Linked DNA regions of Homo sapiens: region 1 is linked to region 2. The links are chromatin loops, found by intact Hi-C in ENCODE. Cell type or tissue: mammary epithelial cell. All regions are shown on one strand. Each heading gives the region's core, and the rest is flanking DNA. Links, peaks and the distances in the headings are about the cores only. Region 1 overlaps LOC107986324 (a long non-coding RNA gene). Region 2 overlaps LOC107986324 (a long non-coding RNA gene).

Evidence for each region. Hi-C counts contacts between places; a loop is a spot of excess contacts. Peaks named below come from ENCODE experiments on the same cell type or tissue, not always from the same donor. Only the 100,000 strongest peaks of a DNase experiment are listed, where the experiment ranks them.
Region 1: a loop joins it to region 2, with 12 times the contacts of the local background. A loop is called at or near these places in 2 of 110 quality-filtered maps.

Annotation. Positions count from the first base shown.
Region 1 is chr4:159,942,344-159,950,694 of GRCh38, forward strand. All of the region lies in intron 2 of LOC107986324 (a long non-coding RNA gene), which reads left to right. Among named protein-coding and RNA genes, the nearest start is that of LINC02233, 170 kb to the left of the region's middle. RefSeq lists an enhancer at 8,283-8,351. In mammary epithelial cell, for the core only: a CTCF peak has its summit at 4,845 (motif pointing right); a DNase peak (open chromatin) is centred at 4,848.
Region 2 is chr4:159,603,481-159,611,831 of GRCh38, forward strand. The region is part of intron 1 of LOC107986324 (a long non-coding RNA gene); the gene reads left to right. Among named protein-coding and RNA genes, the nearest start is that of LINC02233, 170 kb to the right of the region's middle. RefSeq lists an enhancer at 4,142-4,784. In mammary epithelial cell, for the core only: a CTCF peak has its summit at 5,183; DNase peaks (open chromatin) are centred at 3,551 and 5,171; H3K27ac peaks cover 658 bases.

The sequences.
Region 1 (8,351 bases), core at 278-8,277, 340 kb after region 2:
CAAAGAGCTCTTAAGGGCTGTCAAGTAAATAGCAGCTAACATAGAAATGAGGATCTAGTCGAGTATGTGAAAAGTAATGGAAATGTTGGTTGCTTTTTCTATGTCTGATATGCTCTCTGGTGACCCTCATGGTGTTAGCTACGCTTTGCTTCCTCTGCCTGTGCATTAACAAGTTCTCCCATTTTTGTCAGAATATTGTAACCTAGAAGATTAGGTAGTTTGTGCATGTTAGATTTTAACCCATTAAGGACAAGGAAAGAAGAACAGAATCTGTTAGGTGGGCACAGAATGATTTAGAAAATAAGCAGAATGGAGCATCCAGAAGGCTATGAAAGGGCAAGGGCAGAAATATAAAATTTACCATAGCAAGGAAGAAAAACAACGACGATAAACTCTTGAATATTTCTATAAACACAAAAGACATTCACTGAACTCATCAGATCAAACAGGGTTCTTAAGGAATACTGATTTTATGATTCAGTAACTTTATTGAAGAATAGAGCCTCTTCTAAGTGTTTATACTGACTGCAAAGCTTCTTGCCCCATCTCACCCAGAAAGATATTGGCCTCAATAAGAACATGATGATATTTTTTTAATGAGGTATTCAAGTTTCCCTTCTCTCTATCCACTTTTTCTTTTTCATAGTTTAAACTTTTGCCTTTGTGATGATGATACTCATTTACAGTTTTGGCTTTCATTTGCCTGCCAACATATCTCTGGTTCCATTTCTCTATTTCCTCCAAGAAGATCTCCAGGTGATAGAACACAAGTGAAAAGGTAGATACTGGGAGGCAAGATGATGTTTTAGCATGTGCCACATTTGAGTAACTTACATATCTAAGTATAAAAGTCTAATGGGGAATTAGATATATGGGTTAGAACCAGATGAAAAATCTGAGCTGGAATATAAGTTTATGAGTCACCTGGATACAGGTACTAGTTCACCTTAGTGGATTTAATGATATAGCCTGTGAAGACTGAGTAGCATGAATAAAAAAGAAAGTAGGGAGATGGGGGGCTATGATTCGCATTGTGGGGATTCCAACTTTAATATTTAAGATTTGGACAGAGGAAGGAGAGTCCAAGAGGAAAAATGAGAAGCACAGACCATAACAACAACAACAATGAGGGTATGAACTGGAGATTGTCTTAGAAACAAAAGGAGGAGAGTTTTGAGAAGGGGGAACTCAGATAATAAAGGAAGTCATATGAGACAAAGATTGAATGAGGTATGGACAATTGTGGTGAATTCATCAATAAATACCAGTGGTAATGAGTTAATGGTAAGTATGGAAGTGGAGAGAATGAGACTCTGAAGTAGGGTTGAAAGAAAGGAAAGATATAAAGAAGTAAATTGAACAGCGGGTGGGATTAAGGACTTTCTTTAAAATGAGAAAAATCTGATCATGTTTCTTTGCCAAGAGGAAAAGATCAAAGCAGTCACATACACAGAAGAAAGAGGGGACCAAGGGTGGTGTTTCCATCCTCAAGAGGCAGATGCAGATTGAATTGAGAACTGGGGTGGAGATATGTTCCTGGTATCATATTGCAGCAATTGAAGGAATAGTTTCCAGAATTGTTACAATTTGTCTTTGATTTTTAGCTGTGCAACCTTAAGTAATTTGTTAAATGAATGACACCTCTCTCAAGTAAGTTATCATACTTAAATAAAGTATTCCTTGTAATGTTCTCTGATATAGAAATTAAGTAATACAGTTTTGGTATATTTATAATATTAAATAAAACAGGAGGTAAGCATATAAGGATATAAGCATATAAGGACGGGTATGGCTAAAACTAATTTTTTATGGATGGATATTACTAAGTTTTGCACAATTTCACCAGAATTTTTTAACCTCTCTGTGTCATGGTAGACGTGGTCATTGGTTGGGAGTGACTGAGTGAGTGGGCGATTGGGGTGCTTGAGGATAATAGCAGAGATTTGAGAGAGTTTTGTAGAAAATGGAAGAGGGAACACTAAGGAAGGATGATGAATGATGGAGAAAATGTATGTGTACGAATTTTGAATTTGAAAGATTTTTCTTTTCTTTTTCTTTCCTCTTCTCCTCATCTTTTTTCTTTCCCTTCCCCTCCCTTCTGCCTCCTCTCCCTTCTCTCTTCCATCTCCTCCTCCTCTTCCTCCTACTTCTCCTCACTTCCCTCTTCATCTCCTTCATCTCTTTCTCCTCATTCTTCTTCTCAGTTTCCTCCTGCTTCTTTGGCAATTTTAAACAGTTCCGTTACAGGAGCAGAAAAGGCAGATTTGTTCTGGGTGAGGGATTTACTTGTCGAGTGTGACATAAATGCAAGTGGATTAAGGGTGTTGGCAAAAGATTAGCCTAAGCGGAAAGAAAGTGAGGACAGCAGGAATTTGTAGGTAATGAGAAAAAAAAGGCAAGTTTAAGGGCCCTTGAATAGCAAGACATTGTAGGAGATGGAGACTAGAAGAACTGGGATAATAGGCATTGTAGTAAGAGAGAAAGATAATATAGGGTAAGATTTCAGAGGCGGAGTAATTCTAAATGATGACAAACTTGGCATGGCAACTATAGATGTACAGAGGAGAAATTAAGTGAATGCCAATTAGAAGGAAATCAAGAACTGTGGGAAACAGACATTATATATGTAATTTACATGGACATCTGAACCATGTGCCAACATTCTAATTAAATTTTGGAAGATAACCAATTTGAAAGCCACAATGAGTGGTAGAGAATTATGAAACAGTTTTAAATAAAAGGAGGAGGTAGCAGTGATCTGGAGGAAGCAGTTGAGAGTAGAATGTAGACAAGGGTATTAAAGGATGGCTTGTCACTGGAGAGGCCCAGGTTTCAGCTAATGGCAAGGAGGTTGAAGGATAATTCTGAAGATAAGGTAGAAGAAAGGTATTGTGAGATTACATCAGTGTCACTTGGGGCAGGGGAGAGGAGGGAGCACTTTTCCAAACTTTATTCCCCAGTGAGTTCCCACTTAAGCCTTGAGAGTCAAGCCAGCCATGTGCCTCTCTTAGTACAACTCTTCCCCTTCCCCTGTGATTCCCAGGTCTAAGCTAAAGAAAGAGGAAAGTTCTGTTATGATTATGATTGACAGATATGGATATTTTGATTAGAGCATTATGACCTTCTTGTGACTGAAAATGATCAAAGGAATTTTTACTGTGGAAGAGAGACTAGAAATCATGAGATGAGCCCTGGTTTCACCCAGGGATGGAACTACCCATAGCAACAGTGCAGTTGAAAGAATCCAGATGTTTTCTACTTTTGACCTTTGGAATTCCACTTCTTAGTATAATGGGTATAGTCTCTTTTGATAGTCATAAATTCACATTTGTTTCTTGCTAACAAGAGATTCAAAAGTCTCAAACCATAGTTGATTAAAACTCATGGGAATATTCTTGGAAGATGCATAGAATCAAAATTAATAACGATTACCACTAGTGAATGTTAGGGGTTACTTTCTTTCCTTGAATTCTAAATAGACTAACCCATGAATATTTTAGCTGTCATTTTTTTGTTGTATTCTTAGATTTGGCAAATGATTATGATTTGAAGTGTGCATCATAAGACTCTTTTGCGTATTGAAATGTATATCTGCTTTGCATGGGCTAGAAACAATTATTGATTGAATTTTTGCATACCTACAATCTGGCTGGGTGCTTCAGCCTTGTTTAAGGGGTTCAATTAAGCATTAGGGCACATTTACTTCCTTTCCTGTTGGTCTTTACTTCTGTCTGCCTGACAGTTGCTCTTTGTACTTCTCATTGTCATCCATTTTCTAAACATGTCCAGCTCAGGAGGACTAAATCGCAGTGAACTCCTGTCAGTGCTGATGGACTGGCTGGCTTCCAGGTCCTTCTTGTTGGTGATCTTGTCAAACCATTACATGCTGATTATGGTTTATTGATGATGCCTGTGAAACTGCTTAAGAGGCCAGATGTAGCATCTCTGAGCAGTTGAAGCCTCGCAGCTGGTTAGTATGTTGCACACTACTTCTGCTTTCTACACTGCATGATACTGTATCAGTGACACCATACCTGATAACCCCTTGAAGGACATGCAGTGCTTCTTGGCTGATTACTTTCTGGTCTCTAGATGCTTTAGCTCACATTACTGCCTAAATAAAAACTTACGGTAACTTTCTGTACTCACTCATATTTTTTCTTTTAGTAAAACAATAGCATGTCTTAAAAATATTTTCTGACTATTAACAAGTTTTCAAAGAATATCTTCATTATAGAATATTGATACATGAGTAACTTAAAAATTGGAATCCTTGAATTTTTGAATATGTGATGAGGATGGGGATGAGTGGATCATGCTTGCCAATATGTTCGGTCTATTTTATTTTGGTCCCAAAATTCTTATTTTTAGGAAAAAAATTGACAGAAGGATTATAATCATGAATATTCCAATTTGATCAAGACCCAGAATTTGTTATAAGCATCCTTTGAAATTTTATTCCACTTTTAAGACTGAGGTAATACTAATATCTGAAATATCAAGAAGAACTGTGTATGTGATTCTGTTATCAAAATTTTTACCAAATGCCATTTGAATTTATGGTATTAATAGAAATAATTATGCAACAAAAAGTCAGGTCTAAAATAAAGTCAACAAAATAACTCCTAAATGAATTTAGTTCTGGAAATGAATGTTTCTATTATTTTAATATTTACCAAATGGACACATACTTGCCTAATATTTAACCGTTACTTAACATGACAAGTTTATCTTGTATTGTACTAGCTAGGAACACGATGATAACTATGATTGCTGAAATCCTGTGTGTCTTAAAAACAGAGGTGCTTAACTAGGTGATTCATGCAGTAAATTAGTTCCTGACCACTAGATGGAGCTATGCAACCTCTTGCATTATTAACAGATTTCTTACAAACTACTTGCTTTCCTTGATGGGAAAAAATTATCCTTGAAAATTTCTGAGGAGAATCTTTTCCCTCCCATTTTAACCCCATCTTCTATTGATGACTGAAAAATGCCCCATAGTCTCTGTATAATGACAAAGCAGCATTACGGTAATGACATGGTAATCATTATATTATGTTCTAGGAAGGAAGTAGATACATCGCCAAGGTCACCCTAGAGTTAATTCAGCCTCTCCACTAATAGTAACAGGTCAATCATGGTGACATGCTAATAATTCTTTCTTTTTCTATTCATTGGTTCAAGACACAACTCATTAACTTCATCTATTTGAATTGTAGACCACAGCTTGCTTCTAGGATTTAGGAGGCTATGGAACTGTGATTACATTTGGAGCGAGTGCATAAACCACTAACAATGTAACAAGTACAAATAATAGTTTTTCTTCTCATTTTATCAGTTACCATCGTGATTAACTTAGTAAATAATCTACAGGTCTTTTTGGCTCTGGAGGAATGAGGCTTACCCCTAAACAATGATTAGCATTGCGTATGCTAAATTAAATATAATCTTGTGCTACTTAATGTTTATCTTTCCTTGTAAAGAAAGACTTATTTTGTTTTGATTTATAAGCAATTATTTCACTATTTTGGCTTTCACCCTAAATTTAACCAGCAAAAATAAAAAAAATCGTTCTCCTCAAATATTTCATTGTTCTCCCTTGTGGAGAACTATAATACTATGCACAAAATAGCTATTTAATAAGTTCTTGTTAGATAAATGAAAGGTTCATGACACCATGATTATAATTTATATAATGGGGTCAGTGCAATTTCATTTTCTTCTCTTATTCTTGTCCAAATTTCAATTTATTTAATTATCATAAAACTTCAAGTAACAAATATGTTTTAAATATTTAGATGTGTTGTTCCATATATAAGACAGATTTTTGGATGGTGAAATAATAATCTGAAATCCTACACACCACTGTGTTCCCCATTGATTCAGGTATTTAAATAAGAGATTTCTGGACTGGAGTCATTTTAATCAAAGATATTTATTTTGAATCTAAGGTCATACAGAAATTGGTAAATGATCAGAAGCAGTTAATTGTCAGTCAAATGTTTTTGATAGAGAATATTTGTGAAGAAAGGCATAATCAGAACATTTTTAAGAAAGCCACCTGTTTTTGATGGAGCAGGGGCAGAAAATGGAAGGATGCTTCACACTGCTCTTTGCTTCTAAAATGAGGCAGTTCTGGAAAACCATAGATAAAGAACCATCCATTAATCTCTTTTGGCATTCAAGTCAACCTGATACAAATATAGAAACTAAAATGAGTTGATTTTACCTCTGGGAGTAAATACAACCTCAATTTCCCTTCAGCCTGTAAAAAGCTTCTAAGAAATATAATGATACCTGGGTTAACAGAAAGGAAACACATTCAAATTTATATGTTTCATTTGCAAAATGATATTCCTTTGATTTTAACAGCAAGACAAATTCACAACAGAAAATTCAGAAAATGCAAAAATTATAAATGAGAAAATAGGAGTGACCCATAATTCCATCACTCAAAGAAAACAACTTGCAGGGTTGTATATGTGAGTTCATATATGTATGGGCCTGTACTGACCATGTTTACCTAATTTGCTTTTGGTTTTCTTTCCTGTAATATACAGAAAATCTTTTTAAATATCTCTGATTTATCTTCTAAAACATGATTTTAGTAACTACCTATTATTCTAATATATAGATGTACAATAATAATTTTACCAGGAATGTATTTTGGACCTTTAGAGGATGTCTTAATCTTGATTATTGTAATCAATGTTGTAGTAATTTTTAATATGAGTTGATGTATGGTGAAAGTCTGTCTCAGAATAATTTTCTATATATTTGTTATCATATAATGCTTACATGGTAAATATTTATACATATTATAAACCCATTCATATATTTTTATTACTGATTTTTAGCATGTAGAAAGGGAAGGCTTGTACAGCAACTCAGCCTTTCTATTGACAAAGCATGAGGGAAATGATAGGGTGGGTGAAGAGTTTGTTTAGTTGTATTTTTGAAATAGTGGCAGGAATATATAAAGATTATATCTATCTATACTTTCCCAGGTACTTGAACTCCTGATTTCTGAGGAGAACCTAAATGCAAAATAATGTTCTCCAAAGCAATCACATTTGTAATCAACATCAAGGCAGGGTATATTACAGCAGTGAGTAAAAGAATTAATGTACAGGCACAGATGCCACTCCCAGCAGGCCTGCTGACAGTAAGCATTTTACTAATTTTCTCTATTTGGCCATAATTTCACTCAAGGTCCCATTTGTAGTAAAGCTCAAGTAAACTTAACAACTTACTCTAGAAATGCATGAAAATGATGACCAAGGTGCTATTGTGCTCACCAACATGGTGCTACCAAGCAGCTGTCACTCGCTGGTTTTCCATCACATAGAAACAATTTTGTCACTTTCTAAAGGAGAATTTTCATCTATACATTTTCATTTTCACTTTTTATTTTGAAACAATTTTAAACTTACAGAAAACTTGCAAGGATAGTATGAAGGATGAATACCTATAACCCAGATTCCACGACTGATGACATTTAACCATACATGTTTTATTGTATTTTCTCCTTCCCTCCCTCCCTTCCTTCCTACTTACCTATCTCTATGCATCTGGCAGGAATATAACTAAGAGATGCTACGTTCTTATTATACTTTATCCTATATTATCTTATAGGTTGTTATAATATCAATATTCTCATTTTATTACTGGTGATTTTTAACTCTGATTTCTTGATTAAAGTGATACCTCAAGGTAAAGTTACTATTTTTCTTTTGTAATGAATCATTACTTTGATAAAATGAATCATTTTATCAGAAGACACTTTGAAAGTATGTAAGTTTCACTTTCCTAATCAAACTTTTACCCACTAGTTGTGGCATCCACTGAGGATCCTTGACTGAAATTGCTGTTACTATGATTTTTGCCAAGTGGTGGTTTTTGAACTCCATTACTCTATACTTACATAAAACACTGACAATATCATTTTTTATTTTGCTGCTAAAATTGCTGCAAATCTGGCTAGTAAAGCCACTTCAGACTGGTTTCTGTGTCATTTTTTGACATTTCCCTTCATTCTGTGAGGATAAAATATCATTTTCCAGCCCATCAATATGTTCTATGTTTATTTGTATTTTTCTTGCACCAGTCTCTGCGTCAGCCATTTCTTTAAGGAGTCCTGGTTCTTGTTAGTGGAGAGTGGTCTTAGAAACCAAAATATTATAAGCTAGATGTGCTTATTGTCACTTGAGTTTACTGCTTCTAGTCCCACTGGTTGGGTTAATTGAAAAAAATAATATATATGTGGTGTGTGTCTGTGAACATATATGTACATACACATATATATACACACATTTACATCTATGCTTCTCTTTCACTCACACCTTAAA
Region 2 (8,351 bases), core at 335-8,334:
GTCAGAAAATCTCAGTACAGAATTTGTTATTTATTAACCATAGGAATTATCTTTATAGTGTGAAGTTCCTGCGCTATGATTTTCACCCACAGCCATGGGGTGGACCTTTTGGAGTTATTAATAAGTGCAATGGATTTCAAAGCCCAAGTTCCACTTGGAGATGTATAGAAGAAGATTGGAGAGATGTAGAAGGTAGGGCAGGAGTAATTGGGCAATATTTCCCACTGTGGAAATATCACAGAATCAATGTTCATTTTACTTAATATTGTATAGATTCTATTGTGCTCTGCAAAACTGAAAGCAACCTGTAAAAAAACTCTGGTATTATCTATAAAACAGATGTAGTCCCATTCCCTGCATCACTCATGCACAGCTTTCAGCCACAGATCTTGAATTTCCTGGTACTTCAGTGAGTATCTTTCTTTTATTGCCTAGCTACATACAAGTGAGTAAAGCATTTAATTCCTTTGCTTTGACCTCCTCAAAGGAAAAGTCCCTTAAAATACAAAGTTGTAATTCTTACAAGGTTCAACTCAATTGTCTTTAAAAATAATAGCCAAGAGCAAGAATTTATTGTTAGAAAAGAAGTAATGAAACTGAGTGAAGTCTCTACATTTACTGCATTAAAATGAAATCTATCTTTGATGGCTCTCTTTTTAAATTTAATTGTTAATCAACTATTAACATTTTCTAGTTATTTTATATCACACGTGGAACTTTACTGCCACATGTAAAATAAGCATATAAATAACATCTAATGTGAGCAAAAACCTTTTTATTAGATTAGCTGATGACAGCAACAAGTTTTCTCAAAAGGGCAAATAAGTTGTATGAGAGTTTTACGTGACTTAATCAGCCAGATTTCTAAGCGTGATTTTAAGATGTATTATTGTTATTCCAGCAGAATTTGATTTCTAATTCCCCTCTTGCATCTTGAAGACTAATAGCAACATGTCTATTACAACGTGGAAGGAGAACACTATTCTTGGCATTCCCAGTTACCTTCCTTGAAATTTAAGGCTCATCAATGGCAAAATCAGTACTAGACATTTTTCTAGTATGGGTGAAGGGAAAACATTTAAAAGTAGAATAAAAAGGTATTAGTTGGTCATTTGCCACTGGTTTGGTTTCTGATACACCTGAACTTTCATGACTTAATGCTAAATCTGCTAAGGTTGAATGCCACATTTTGCTGGAATTTAGTCCTAGGCAGAGTGATGTGTATATGCAGGTGAACAGCTTGTTTTGATGACCTAGACAAAGAAAACTCATTTTCAGAGAACTAATCTCCACCTTCCTGGCCATTGGTATAGGCCCCAACACCCATCTTGATATTATGTTGTTACTGTGAAATTAAATAATTCAAATTTAAAGCTGCAGGAACTTTAAATTATTCTGAGCCTTGAGAGGAATGTGGCTATGTGGCCTGAGTCATGTGGCAAGCGACTGCGACTTCTGCCCTGTAAATAATTAGGAAGATCAAGAGGTGCCAGAGATAAGACCTCCCCAACCAAGACCTCTACCCCTCCTCACAGGGTAATAAACTAAGCTTCCTTGGAATTTAGCAATTTGTAACCAATCTAATCACTGTAAAGGATGCACTGGTTTTGTTTGGAAAATGTAATCTTACAATACTTCTCTTCCTCTACCCACATAAATGGAAACGTAACTTCTGAGCTTTGAAACACTGACCCCATTTGTTTGAAGTCCATGTTTCCCAGATGGCTATCCTCAAGCTTTGTGCTTGAACAGACTCTATACTTAATCATACTTTCTAAATCTCATTATTTAAGATTGACATTACTTTCATTGGCAAAAGCAACTAGGATCAGTAGTGCACAGCAGACCAAAGTGGTCCTGTCAGATTCACTTTTAGAAAAACAATTAGCCCGTTAAAAAAAAGAGAAGTAGGGTGGTAGGGGAAGGTGGTGAAGATATATATATATACACACACACATATATATATATATATATATATATACACATATATATATGTATATATATGTGTGTGTGTGATGTGTGTGTGTGTGTATATACATATGTATATATATATGTGTGTGTATATATATATGTATATATATAGTGAGAGTTATGCTTTGGTTTCTGATTCTTTTTCAGGCTTTTAATCTAGTTCTTCATAAGGCTTGATTACACTAAGTCCTCTTATAAAAAGTTTCTTCTTTGTGATTGAACTAATTTGAGTGGATTTCTGTTTCTCACAACCAAAGGAAACTTGACTAAGACAAAGGGAATGATGGCAGAGTGGTTAGCATCTCTTTTCTTGACATCTCTCACTTCTTATTAAGTCAAGGCAAGCACAAAAGGGGAAGAGAATAGGACTGATTGTTGTATCATTTCAAGCTGATATGAAGGAGTTTTAATATTCCCAGGTGAAATCTGTCTATATCAATTCTCCTGATGAAGACAGCCTTATAAAAAAGGAAGGTTCCAGCAAATCCCTGAAAAGAATGCTTGACTCTTATGGGGTTCAGGACATGCTACCCCAAAATATGGCACCTTGGCATGTGAGAAAACAGCAGAAGCGGGAAGGCCACTCTCAGCTTCCTCTCACTCTTCTCCCCTGAAGCAGACCGTAAAATAATTCTCTAAACTTCTAAAAATGTAAGTCATAAGGCCGGGCGCAGTGGCTCATGCCTGTAATCCCAGCACTTTGGGAGGCCGAGGCGGGCGGATCACGAGGTCAGGAGATCACGACCATCCTGGCTTAACACGGTGGAACACCGTCTCTACTAAAAATACAAAAAAAATTAGCCTGGCGTGGTGGCAGGCGCCTGTAGTCCCACCTACTCTGGAGGTTGTGGCAGGAGAATGGCAGAAACCCTGGAGGCAGAGCTTGCAGTGAGCCGAGATAGCGCCACTGCACTCCAGCCTGCGTGACAGAAAGAGACTCCGTTTTTTTTTTTTTTTTTTTTTTTAAAAAGGTAAGTCATAAAACCTTCATTCTAGAGGTACTCTCCTTATACCAAGAGGAAAGGAATATCCTTATTTTCAAAGACACAGAGACACCAACAAAAATCTAAACAGCCTTGCTAATGTCCCCCAGACCTCCCAGTTTATTACCATTAGATTATATTCCCTTTGAACAATGGTATGTCTGCACAACTGTCCACTCTTCATCCAACTTAGCATAAAAACACACAGATTTCCCTGTTTTTTGGGTCGTTCTTTCCTTATGAAGGCTCTTCTGTCAGGTAAAACCTACATTAAACAAATTAGTATAATTTTATCTGTCTTTTGATATGGGAGTTTCAGCCATGAACCCAGTGATGAGTGAGAAAAGACTTTTTTTTTTTTTTAAGTCCCCTACAATGCTTTGCGGCAGGAAATGTGATCTGGGACACCAAAGTAGATGCCCTTTTACAGCTAAGATAGGCCCTAAGGTTAATAAAACAAAGTTACCCTTTGGTTGAGGGCTCAGGGCCTGGTTACCACAGCAAATTTCTAAATACCTACTATAAGAAAAACCACACACTTGTGAAACTCCTAACAACAGGAGTCATCAGGCTGAATTACAACCTAGACCACTACTACTGTGGCTGGACAGAGGGCCAACATTGCAAACATTCTTTTCTGAGAAGGTACTACAGACCTTAGGGCAGTTTCAGCCAGCTTATAGAGGTTAAGCACTAATCATCTTTGTGTCCTGTAGTTCATCTTTTGACATAAAGAGCCAAATTCTACCTCATTTGAATGCTAAAACCCCACCCCAAAGTGAGCATGGGATGTATGTTACGTACGTGTTTACCCAATCCACATCCACTTGGCTCCCCTCATAAATATGTATAGTTTTCCACCCAAACCGGCTGAATATGTGTGATACTGGCACTGTGAGGCATAAAACCCAACCTGTTCTTCCTCTCTTTGAAGAGAAGTCCATGCTGGATACTTTCTCTTCCTGGCTTGCAAACCAGTATCACCAATAAAGTTTTCCTTTCTACTCTCTAGCCGTCCTGGTGGTCTGACTTCCATTTTCATTTAGCATGGTGTGAAAAGTTGAGACAAATGTAGTCTTGAACAGCTGGTGAGGTAGCTAGGCAGAAAATGAATGCAGTAGGAATTAATGGTAAACGTTAGAAACTTTATCATCACAATCTGATAGAAAACTTGGTGACCTCCAAATTCATTTTCGAATGAAATTAGAATACATCAGAATGCCAAGTGAACATTTACCACATTGTATCACTAAATGTTTTCTGTGGCTTTATTTTTCTAAGTAATCCAAACCAGGATCTGGCTAGACTATGACATGTGTCAGAAAATTCTGTAAGTGATGTAGTTATCTTCTCATTTAGGCTGTGGTATTAGAATCCAAAACATGGCTTGGATGGTATTTTGTGCCTATTATTTCCTCAAATGATGCTAAAGTGAATTCATTAATTTTTAATCTGAAAACACTTTAATTAATTCAGAATGTGAAAGGTTAGTTTGAAAATAAGGTATGATACAAAGGGGATGGCAGGCACCCTGGTGCGCAGCAGATTGGCTCTGATCTTTTGCAATCCAAGTGAGAGGTTGTTGTTCTGTTATGGATGAAAAGGCTCATTATCTCAAAGATAATTGCCCAGATGCCATACCAGTGAGGTCACACTAAACAGGGCTGTGGTTTCTGAACCAAATATTTGAGCTAATTAACAGTTAAAGGTGTAGGGAACTATTTTTAATGTACTATAGAGAACAACTAATAAATACTTCCTTCATGCAAAATATTTAACCACTTACGGAGGCTAAATGGAGCTACTGAGTGAAATTGCAAAAATTAGAAAAGTAACATTTTTAAAATTCAGTCTATTATATAGTTATATACTTTCTGTATTGCTTGGGTTTTGACATCTCTCCAAGTGTGTAAATAATTCTGTTAACTTTTTTAAAAAAGTCATGCAGCGTTAAGAGGATAAGTAGTAAAATATTTTAATACCTTTATATTCTAGTTGACATTTTAAAGCTAAGCCTTTAGATTTCAAGGTTTGTGAATAGAGTTGAATTGTTGAAGCCCTAGACATTGCGATTTTGTGGAAAATATACTTACAGAAAACTACAGTACAGTGTGTAAAAGTAGGGCAGGAGAATATCATAACCAGTGAGAATCTGACCTCTTGTTTCTGTCTCCTACTCTCCAAAGTAAATCCTATGCTTGCTTGGTTTTCCGAATTGCAACATCACATAATGACTCTGCAGGTGGTGCTGTCTGAGTAGAAATGGAATTTTATAGTTAGCCACAAGGTCTTTCTCTATTAGAATAACTATTAACACTTTAAATCAAAACCAGAAGTGGATGGTATGATTTGTGACAAAGATCGAGGCTGACGGTTTCAGTGATTTTAAGTATACTTTTGTACTGTTTCATCTTTTCCTAAATTTCTGAAGTAGCCGATTAGGAATAGCAATAGCCAGAGTAAAAAAAAATGAGTGTGAAATTTTGAGCATTGGTAGACAGACACAGGGAGGTAAAATTTAAATAAGGCACAGTGTGGGGTATTGAATAAACTGGAACACAGAATGTTAGCATCCTAGGATCAATACAGAGAAGAATGGTTTCCAAATAGGTGTGAGAAATCTTTTCTTCACGCTGCAACTGACTTGAAGCTTTATCAAGTCTTCCTTTCTGAGTTGGTTAGAACTTCAGTAGTTGGAATCCTAGAGTATTTTTGTTGTTTAAATCCATTAGTTGTGATTTAAAAAACACAGCGTGAATTTAGTTATTATTGTAAGAGTTAAAGGAAGAGGAAAGAAACATGAAAAGCAGCTCAAGAGTAAAAGACTGTTTTATTTTGGAGAATAAACCTGAGAGGGGCTTCTGGCCGATTTCAGTCAAGAGTGCTCTCTCCTACAGACTAAGAGTATTTATTGGTTTTAGGGTGAGAGGGTTTATCACAGGCTTGGAATATTTCTGTGTGGTGGAGAAGCTTATTTTTATTTTATTTTTTATTATACTTTAAGTTCTAGGGTACATGTGCACAATGTGCAGGTTTGTTACATATGTATACATGTGCCATGTTGGTGTGCTGCACCCATTAACTCGTCCTTTACATTAGGTATATCTCCTAATGCTATCCCTCCCCCCTCCCCCCACCCCATGACAGACCCCGGTGTGTGATGTTCCCCTTCCTGTGTCCAAGTGTTATCATTGTTCAATTCCCACCTATGAGTGAGAACATGTGGTGTTTGGTTTTTTGTCCTTGCGATAGTTTGCTGAGAATGATGGTTTCCAGCTTCATCCATGTCCCTACAAAGGACATGAACTCATCATTTTTTATGTCTGCATAGTATTCCATGGTGTATATGTGCCACATTTTCTTAATCCAGTCTATCATTGTTGGACATTTGGGTTGGTTCCAAGTCTTTGCTATTGTGAATAATGCCACAACAAACATACGTGTGCATGTGTCTTTATAGCAGCATGATTTATAATCCTTTGGGTATATATACCCAGTAATGGGATGGCTGGGTCAAATGGTATTTCTAGTTCTAGATCCTTAAGGAATCGCCACACTGTCTTCCACAATGGTTGAACTAGTTTACAGTCCCACCAGCAGTATAAAAGTGTTCCTATTTTTCCACATCCTCTCCAGCACCTGTTGTTTCCTGACTTTTTAATGATTGCCATTCTAACTGGTGTGAGATGGTATCTCATTGTGGTTTTGATTTGCATTTCTCTGATGGCCAGTGATGATGAGCATTTTTTCATGTGTCTGTTGGCTGCTTAAATGTCTTCTTTTGAGAAGTGTCTGTTCATCTGCTTTGCCCACTTTTTGATGGGGTTGTTTGATTTTTTTCTTGTAAATTTGTTTGAGTTCTTTGTAGATGCTGGATATTAGCCCTTTGTCAGATGGGTAGATTGCAAAAATTTTTTCCCATTCTGTAGGTTGCCTGTTCACTCCGATGGTAGTTTCTTTTGCTGTGCAGAAGCTCTTTAGTTTAATTAGATCCCATTTGTCAATTTTGGCTTTTGTTACCATTGCTTTTGGTGTTTTAGACATGAAGTCCTTGCACATGCCTATGTCCTGAATGGTATTGCCTAGGTTTTCTTCCAGGGTTTTTATGGTTTTAGGTCTAACATTTAAGTCTTTAATCCATCTTGAATTAATTTTTGTATAAGGTGTAAGGAAGGGATCCAGTTTCAGCTTTCTACATATGGGTAGCCAGTTTTCCCAGCACCATTTATTAAATAGGGAATCCTTTCCCCATTTCTTGTTTTTTCAGGTTTCTCAAGGATCAGATAGTTGTAGATGTGTGGTATTATTTCTGAGGCCTCTGTTCTGTTCCATTGGTTTATATGTCTGTTTTGGTACCAGTACCATGGCATTTTGGTTACTGTAGGCTTGTAGTATAGTTTGAAGTCAGGTAGCATGATGCCTCCAGCTTTGTTCTTTTGGCTTAGGATTGACTTGGCAATGCGGACTCTTTTTTGGTTCCATATGAAATTTAAAGTAGTTTTTTCCAATTCTGTGAAGAAAGTCATTGGTAGCTTGATGGGGATGGCATTGCATCTAGAAATTACCTTTGGCAGTATGGCAATTTTCATGATATTGATTCTTCCCATCCATGAGCATGGAATGTTCTTCCATTTGTTTGTGTCCTCTTTTATTTTGTTGAGCAGTGGTTTGTAGTTCTCCTTGAAGAGGCCCTTCACATCCCTTGTAAGTTGGATTCCTAGGTATTTTATTCTCTTTGAAGCAATTGTGAATGGGAGTTCACTCATGATTTGGCTCTTTGTTTGTCTGTTATTGGTGTCTAAGAATGCTTGTGATTTTTGTGCGTTGATTTTGTATCCTGAGACTTTGCTGAAGTTGCTTATCAGGTTAAGGAGATTTTGGGCTGAGACGATGGGGTTTTCTAAATATACAATCATGTTATCTGCAAACAGGGACAATTTGACTTCCTCTTTTCCTAATTGAATACCCTTTTTTTCTATCTCCTGCCTGATTGCCCTAGCCAGAACTTCTAATACTATGTTGAATAAGAGTGGTGAGAGAGGACATCTCTGTCTCGTGCCCGTTTTCAAAGGGAATGCTTCCAGTTTTTGCCCATTCAGTATGATATTGGCTGTGGGTTTATCATAAATAGCTTTTATTATTTTGAGATACGTCCCATCAATACCTAATTTATTGAGAGTTTTTAGCATGAAGGGCTGTTGAATTTTGTCAAAGGCCTTTTCTGCATCTATTGAGATAATCATGTGGTTTTTGTCTTTGGTTCTGTTTATATGCTGGATTACATTTATTGATTTGTGTATGTTGAACCAGCCTTGCATCCCAGGGATGAAGCCCACTTGATCATGTTGGATAAGCTTTTTGATGTGCTGCTGGATTTGGTTTGCCAGTATTTTTTTG